Linked DNA regions of Mus musculus: region 1 is linked to region 2. The links are chromatin contacts, found by POLR2A ChIA-PET in ENCODE. All regions are on one chromosome and are shown on one strand. The core of a region is the stretch at or near the end of the contact, and the rest is flanking DNA. Distances in the headings are between cores, read along the strand shown.

Region 1 (4,139 bases), core at 1,025-3,524, 93 kb after region 2:
AAGAACAGCAAATGCTCGGGCTCTCCAGCTCTGCTATCTCGCCAGCTCTGCGGCCTCTACTTTAGCGCAATTCACCTGTTTCAGGTGAAGTCATACCTGGGGAGGGGTGGGAGACTGGGTCCTCGATCTCAATCTAAATTACAAGCATGCATCTACAGACTGGAGCTGAAGTTGCTTTAAGTTTTATGGGAACGGGGAAGTAAGCTGGCTAAATGTTGGGGACCTTATAGGAAAACGGGACCGTGGGAACTAGTTGGTAAGCCTATAGTCTGTCTCGGCTGCAGGTGGGATGTAGCCTTTGGTCTCCTAGTTTCCAATTCAAGCTTTCTAAGTTAGCCCATCTGAAGACAGGATAGCTTGTTGTGAAGTTTTTTTTTTTTTTTTTTTACCCACTTAATAGGTTAAGTCCTTCACTTTTTGTTTTAAGGAAGGATCTCCTGTCCCTAAGCTGTCCTCACACTCACTATGTAAGATGATGATGGGGGCCCGAGCATGGTGGCACACGCCTTTAATCCCAGCACTCGGGAGGCAGAGGCAGGTGGATTTCTGAGTTCGAGGCCAGCCTGGTCTACAGAATGAGTTCCAGGACAGCCTGGACTACACAGAGAAACTCTGTTTCAGGAAAAAAAAAGAAGAAGAAGAAGGAGGAGGAGGAGGAGATGATGAGCTCCTGATCTTGGCCTCTGCCATGTGAGTGCTGGCACTCCAGCCATGTGCCATTAAGTCTGACTGCCTCCTCTTCCTGCTGATCTGAATGCCCTTAGCCAAGTGTTCTATAGAGAAGTGACTATTATAGTCTCCAGCTTAGCATCACCCAGTGACCATGCCCACTCATACAGCATCACCTTTGGTTTCTGATCATTGGTCCTTCCATGGAACAAGCTTTGCTCGTCTTTTGCTTGGATCTCCAGTTTCTACTACTCCTGTAGCGTGTGGGTGGGTGTTCAATGTCCTCAGAGCTCCTATCACAGCTCTAATCTCTTTGCACAGTAATTATATATTTGCTATTCCTCTCTCTCTCAACCCTGATGGGAGACTATCTCTGTATCTCTGTGTCCCTCATAAGTACTGGTAAAGCCCTGAGCAGGAATAAACCAGTCCAAGATGAATGGCTCACGAGCTCAGAACATTCCTTGCTCTTCTGACCCTAGGCTTAGCCGGGGTCCCCCTGAGGCTCACTTAGTAGCCCAGGAATCACTGAGATGCAGAGATCTTTGCAAGGAGCTTGTGCTTGCTCCATTCTCCCAGGGGCTTTTGTGAGTAGTATCAGACTTGCTGTCGTGGAGGAGGTGGTCACTGGCTTCTCCCAACTCCTTCTCTTAATCATGCGCTAAGTAAACAAGACTGAGTCCCCAGACTCCAAGGGATGGTGTCTTGGGCCATCTCATGTCTCACCGGGGAAGGCAGACTCTTTGAGGTGAAACCAAGATTGAAAGCCGGTTCTTTTTGACAGCGTCACTTCCTATATGTGGGCTTTCCTTGCTCGGGTGTCACAATGCCTTAGTCTCACGGTTATGTACTAAGATGCAGAGGCCAAGAAGGGTACTTTTCTCTGTGTCTGCTCAACTTCCGTCAAGGACCAGACCTGGTCCCTCTGATTTAGGTGAGGCCTAGCTAGAATGCATGGCATCCTCTCCGGGCCGGCTTGAGGGGACAAAGGCACAGCCACTGAGACGGGGCCCCACCCCAGAAGGGTGGCTCTGAATCGACTCCAGACTTGTCTCGCAAGGTTTTCTTCGGCTCCACCCTAACCTACCCAAAAGTTCGAACCAATCCCTGGCCCTCTCCAAGTTACGCCATCGAAGTTGGTATGGAGGGATGCGGGGGATGAGTGGTAACTTTTGAGGTGGTCTAACGAACGTATCCACTCTAAACTCAGCTATAAGTGAAAAGTACCTCTGTGGGGCCAAATATCCGGACACCTATAACCCTGGCGCTCTGCTACCCACTTCCTCGACATGAGCTCCGCCCGATGAGGGGGAAAAAGATAGTCTCCAATTGGCCTACGTGGGTTCCCAATCTAATTAGACAGCGCTATTGGCCCTACCCTGGTCTTGGTTTAGAAACTGCGGAAGAAAGAGAGTTTTAACTACAACTTCCGAGAGGGAGCAGGGCTCTGGCGCTTCTTGCTCACGTGACTTCCTCCTCGCAGAGGACTCACGCGATAGGTCGGTGAGGAGGCGGGGCCCGTGGCTGTCAGCGGGGCCAGCGGCCTATGGGCTGCCCCGTCGGGCGGGAGCGCGGCGAGGGGCGGGGCTGGGCGCGCTGCAGGGCGCGGGAGCGCGCCGGCGGCGGTGGCGGCAGTGGCGGCGACTGTGGGGGTGGGGGGCGGGGAGCCTTGGTTGAGGCGACCGTGGCTTTTCTGCACCCTCGACCGGCGGCGGTGACGGCTCCCGGTGCGGCGGGGCGCTCGGCCAGCTTTCTAGGTCGGAACGGAACGCTCGGCCTCGCGGGCCCCGCCCGGAAAGTTTGCAGTGGAGCCGCGACCTCCTGGCCGGCGCGGCCCAGCATGAAGCGGCGCTGAGGAGCCGCCGCGGCCGCCTGAGGAGGAGGCGCTGCACCCCGGGCCACGCCGATGACTACTGCAAACTGTGGCGCCCACGACGAGCTCGACTTCAAACTCGTCTTCGGCGAGGACGGGGCACCAGCGCCGGTGTCCCAGGTCTCGCGGCCTGCAGGTGGGTGCCGGGCCGGCCGGGACTGTGGAGCGTGCCCTCGCCGCGCTCCCGCCAGCTCGCCTTCCCCTCGGTCCCCCTGGTGCGTGCGGGTGGCGAGGAAAGCCCGATTTAATTTGAGGAGGAGAAGGAGGCGTGTGGTTCGGGGCGACGTGGAAGTGTCTTGGCTGCGAGCGAACTAGTAGGGAACTCGACTCCGAGAGGCCAGTGGCCGGCGGACGCCCGGGCTTTGGAGGCAGAGGTTGTTGGGGCCAAAGCCCCAAGAGGTTTCTGGTTGTCGTAGCTGTGCCAGCGTGGTGCAGAGGAAATGTCTCCGAGAAGTGTAAGCGCACTTCGCTGTCTTTAGGCTAGTTGTAAAATTCTTTATTTGAAAGATGCGTGTTTTCAAATTCCACTTTAAAAAAAAATCTACTTTGCTAGAAGAGCGAGTTCGAGTTAGTGTCCACTTGTGTAAATTTATATTCCATCCACGCTTAGTTTCAAGTATACTATAACGGACCTTTCTGAAAACTGGGTTGTTTTGCTTGGGCAAAGTGTTTCTGGAGATTAAAAAACAAAAACAAAAAAACAAGATACGTTGCCTTTTAAAATTACAGTTCTCCTAGAATGTTCTAGAAGGCATTTTTTAATAATTTTAAAAAAAAAAGCTCTTCTCAGAAGATGTTTTAAAAGATAAGTTGGGAAAGCTGGACACCATAATGCTTGCGGGTCAAACCAGTCAGTAAATAGAAACAGGATGATGACTGGGGACTTAACTCTCTCCTGTGACCTGGTTTGGAATAGTGTGGTTCGTTAAGTTCAGCTTCCCTATTACATATGCAAGAGAACTTAGAAAAAGAAGATGGATAAGAGTATTCATGTTTATTCTTTCCAGTATTAAGTGAATTATTTAAATTTTTTCATAGTATTGTGAGGGCTAATACATTGTTTTCTCAGCGTTGCATTGAATCTCTAGGTGGTACAATACCTTTTAGTTCCTTTTCAGCCTTCGTATACTGTTTTCAACGTAATAAATATAAAGTTAAGAGTTGACTGTAGAGCCGGGGCGTGGTGACGCACGCCTTTAATCCCAGCACTCGGGAGGCCGAGGCAGGCGGATTTCAGAGTGAGTTCCAGGACAGCCAGGGCTACACAGAGAAACCCTGTCTCAAAAAACCAAAACCAAACAAACAAAAAACAAAACAAAACAAAAAACCCAGTTGACTGTATTCATTTCCAGTCCCATTAGCATTATTTTAATCAGCCTTAATGTCGAAGATACTAGTGGATACTCACTGGGTAGTGTATACTGATGCAGGCTCCTGCTCCTGATGAAAATTGGGAAACAGATGAGACACAGCTCAAACAGCTATTACTCGGCAAACTAAATTGTCATAAATTTTATATATAAAATAGAAAAATGGGGTTTATGGAGCTGATGGCATTGAGTTGCACTTAGGTTATGGAAATTGAAAAAATAAAACA
Region 2 (3,818 bases), core at 454-2,953:
CCATGCCACAGACACACCACAATCTGGCCGAAAAGTAAATAGGAAGAGAAGAAGGGGGTGGGGTTGGGAGGAGCTGGCCTAGCCTGGAGGGATCTGGCAGGGCACAGCCAACAGCCAGCATAGCTCCAGGTTACTCCTATCAACCTGTGAGGGACCAAGGCGGAGCCAAAGAAAAGGCTCAGTACTGCCCATTGGTCCAGGCTAATCTCCAGGATGCAGTTCAGTACATCATCTAGGGACAGACATCCTTCCAGTCCCAGGGAAGGAGGGATATGGTTCCGACACCTTGGACCAGGCAAGGGGCAGCAGGGGATGTGGGATCTAGGGTTACTTACACACAGCTGTGAAACCTGACAAATCTCCGTGACATCTGCAGTCCATGCCCCTGGCCTGTATGTCCACATGGCAGGCAGGTCATTCAGTCACCGTTCACATGAAGCACAGACTACCCCTCAAGCATGTCACCATCACAGACCTATCAGATAGCCTCCGATACCATCACCAGACACAACACACATTTCCTACACCTTTCTATCACGGTCAGCCTCAGACATCACAGGCATTTGTTATCATAGCACCAGGCTCATCACTGGCAGCCTTCCTGGAAACAGTAGCCATAAGGACGTCCTGACCTGACCCTGTGATACTCAGCGACACACGTGCATTTACACATGCCTGGACAGCTATACAGACAGACACATATAACCAGGACCGTTCCCATTCCAAGTGTGAGGAGCCTCCGTGGGTGGAAGATGGAGAGATGGGGCACTGGAAGGGAGAAAGGGTTTACCTCTATAACCAGCCCTGATACCTAGGTTAAGGCACTACATTCTCATATCCGGGTTTGAATCCCACTGGAACAAGTTACATAACTCTTCCCCACCGCCCTTCACTCCTTCCTAAGTGCGAGTAACAGAACCTGTCCCATGGGGGAGGTTGGGAGGATTAAAGCGAGTTGCTTCATGTACAGTGCCTAGACAAGCCTGGCCCCGTGTGACTGCTCCCTAGGTGTCCATGATACGCACAGATCTACGTAGACCAAGGCCAACACAGGCTCTTCAGCGAGCACACCCTTTGCTCCTACCGGGCCAGTGTGCAAGGAGGCAGGGGTAGGGAAAGGACAAGAGAGGGGCGGTGAGTCATAGAGGAAGAGAGGGTGACACTCAAGAGGATGGGGGCGATTCACAGAAAGTGAGGAAGCTACAATCCAGGCTTCCATTGGACCCAGACCCGTGGCGCGTTCGGCGCCAGCCTAAGCAAGGCAGCCCGTTACCCGGCCTCCCAAGGCGGCCACGTCTGCAGCCCCCGCCCGCGGCCCTCGGGGGAGGAGCTGGGAGTGGGTGGAGGACGACCTAGCCCGGGAGTCCCGGACCAAAAAGACTCATCGGTCTGAGCGCGCAAGGAGCAAGAAAAGTGGAGTCCTGCATGGACGTCTGCGCGCGCGGTCCGAAGGCGCGAGTCCCGTGTAGATGCCCCCCGTCCCGGCCACAGCCCCCGCCGGGCGCACCCTCACCGTCCGAGTCTTCCCGCTCGGCGCGCTCGCCGTAGTCCACCCAACTGAGCCCCTCGAGGTTGTCATAGTCGCCGCGTCGCGGCCCGTCCACCGGCACCACGGTGAAGTGAGGCATCGCGCGCGCTTGGCCCGCGGTCCCGGCCTCCAGCCGGCAGTCCCCGCCGCCCCAGGCTGGCCCGCCCCGCCCGCTCGCATTCCACCCCGCTGCGCTCACTTCCTCCACCCGCCCCCCGGGCCGCCCCTCGGGGGCGGGGAGCAGGAGGGGCTCGGGTCGGCTCCTCCCCGAGGGGGGATGAGAGGACCCCGGGAACGAAGTACTCTAGCTGCTGGAGGGTAGGGTTCCTGTGTGTCTTTGGGTAAGGGGTTGCCCTCTCTGAGCCCCAAATGCGATACTTAATAAAGTGAGGGAAAGTATTTTAACTTTTAGGGGTATTATGATGGTGAGACGGGGCGCAGGGTGCACTGGCTCTGTTCCCTGAATCTAATTAGCTCTCAGTCACTTTTTGTTATTTAGCGGGAAAGCTAGCAGGACCTGGTCAATGTCACAGTGACCACCCCAAACCTCCTCAAGTCTTTCATCACCCTCACATACATACTCTTCCATAGCGGGAAAGCTAGCAGGACCTGGTCAATGTCACAGTGACCACCCCAAACCTCCTCAAGTCTTTCATCACCCTCACATACATACTCTTCCATTACCATCATTTCTCTCTAACGCTTCTCCAGGACTTTGGTAGCCTACGGTCTCTCCCTCAGTTCTGCTCGCTGCAGCCTCTCCCTTAGCAGGTGGTTGAAGATCGTATGCCCTTCCTAGAGGAGTCCGCTCCCTCCTCGCTAGAGGTTACACCGGCCCATCCCTCATCGACACTTTGGGATAGCCCAGTTATCTCATTTGAACTTGCTCCTTCATAACCTCACCTCCTGGAGGTTCCTGCACCCGAGTCCTTTCCTTTCTTGGTGCTAACTTCTTTCACACTCAGATAACTTACCTAGTCGCCTTGACTTGAGAATTTTTATCTTTCTGAGTTGTTCTTTTGGCCTCTTCCCCCACCCCACCCCGCTTCCTTCCTATCAGAAAGCTCCAGGGCTCATCTTTCTGCTCTATCTCCATTCTTTCTCCCTTTCTGGTGTAGCCTTTAGAATTTGGGCTGACTCTAGAATCCGCGCCCTCTGCTGCCACCCGCCAGCCCCAACTGCCTGGGTGGGCCGCTCGGCTAGGACCTCCCTGAAGCAGCTCAACAACTAACCCTTCCCAGTCAGCTCTTCCGGGCTGCAATCGGCCTCCCTCTCTTTCTGGCACCTTTAACTGCTTTCCAGCTGTGCGCGCGTGCTCTCGGCTCTGCATCTCCTATCCTGCACTCTCTGTATAGAAGGCTCACTGGTTACAAGCTTTTGTTGTTCTTGCCCCAGACCCAAGTTCAGTCCCCAGCACCCACATCAGGTAGCTTATGACTGCATATGTCTCTAGCTCCAGGGGATCTGATGCCCTCCAGCTCCCTCAGACTGTACCAGGGTTCACACACACACACACACACACACACACATTTAAATTTACCTTTAAAATTGAAAAATAAACTGAGCAAGAAGAAATATAATACAAGCTATGAGTAATAAATATTCCAAAAAAAGATACAAGGTATAACTAATAGCATTACCCCAGTCAGTCCAAAAATCAAAACCAAAGAAGCAAACAAACAAAAAAACAGGTGGGTGTCTACTGAGGAACAACACTTGAAGATCTTTGGACACACACACACACACACACACACAGAGGCCCCATCTTTTCTTCTCTTTCTTTTCTTTCTTTTTTTTAAGTTATTTTCTTTCTTTCTTTCTTTCTTTCTTTCTTTCTTTCTTTCTTTCTTCCTTCCTTCCTTCCTTCCTTCCCTTCCCTTCTTCTTCTTCTTCTTCTTCTTCTTCTTCTTCTTCTTCTTCTTCTTCTTCTTCTTCTTCTTCTTCTCCTCTCCTTCTCCTTCTCCTTCTCCTTCTCCTTCTCCTTCTCCTTCTTCTTCTTCTTTTTTGCTTTCCCCCCCCCCCCCAGAGAGTCTCACTATGTAGCCCTAGCTGGCTTTGATCTCTATGTAGACCAGGTTGCCCTCACAGGCAGTCCCTAGGTGCTAGAATAAAAGATGTGTGCCGCAATGCCTGGATGTTTTCTTGTTAATTATCGGTTTCCATGTGTGTCTGGGTGTGAGTATGTGTGTGTGCAGGTGCCCTGGAAGATCAAAGGTGTCAACTCCCCTGGAGCTGCAGTTACAGGTAGTTGTGAGTTATCTGATGTGCATCGGGAGCTGAACTCTGGTGC

The links. ChIA-PET counts read pairs that join two places held with the same protein, here RNA polymerase II (POLR2A).
Region 1: POLR2A ChIA-PET joins it to region 2 with 12 read pairs in Patski. The contact joins the promoter of Nfatc3 here to the promoter of Slc12a4 in region 2. POLR2A ChIA-PET finds 5 or more read pairs at or near these places in 3 of 5 experiments (Patski and embryonic stem cell).

What each region holds. Positions count from the first base shown.
Region 1 is chr8:106,057,316-106,061,454 of GRCm38, forward strand. Nfatc3 (nuclear factor of activated T cells, cytoplasmic, calcineurin dependent 3) reads left to right here and starts at 2,275. Exons shown (of 10, transcript NM_010901.3): 1 at 2,275-2,678. The coding sequence starts at 2,576.
Region 2 is chr8:105,964,412-105,968,229 of GRCm38, forward strand. Slc12a4 (solute carrier family 12, member 4) reads right to left here and starts at 1,704. Exons shown (of 24, transcript NM_009195.3): 1 at 1,514-1,704. The coding sequence starts at 1,628.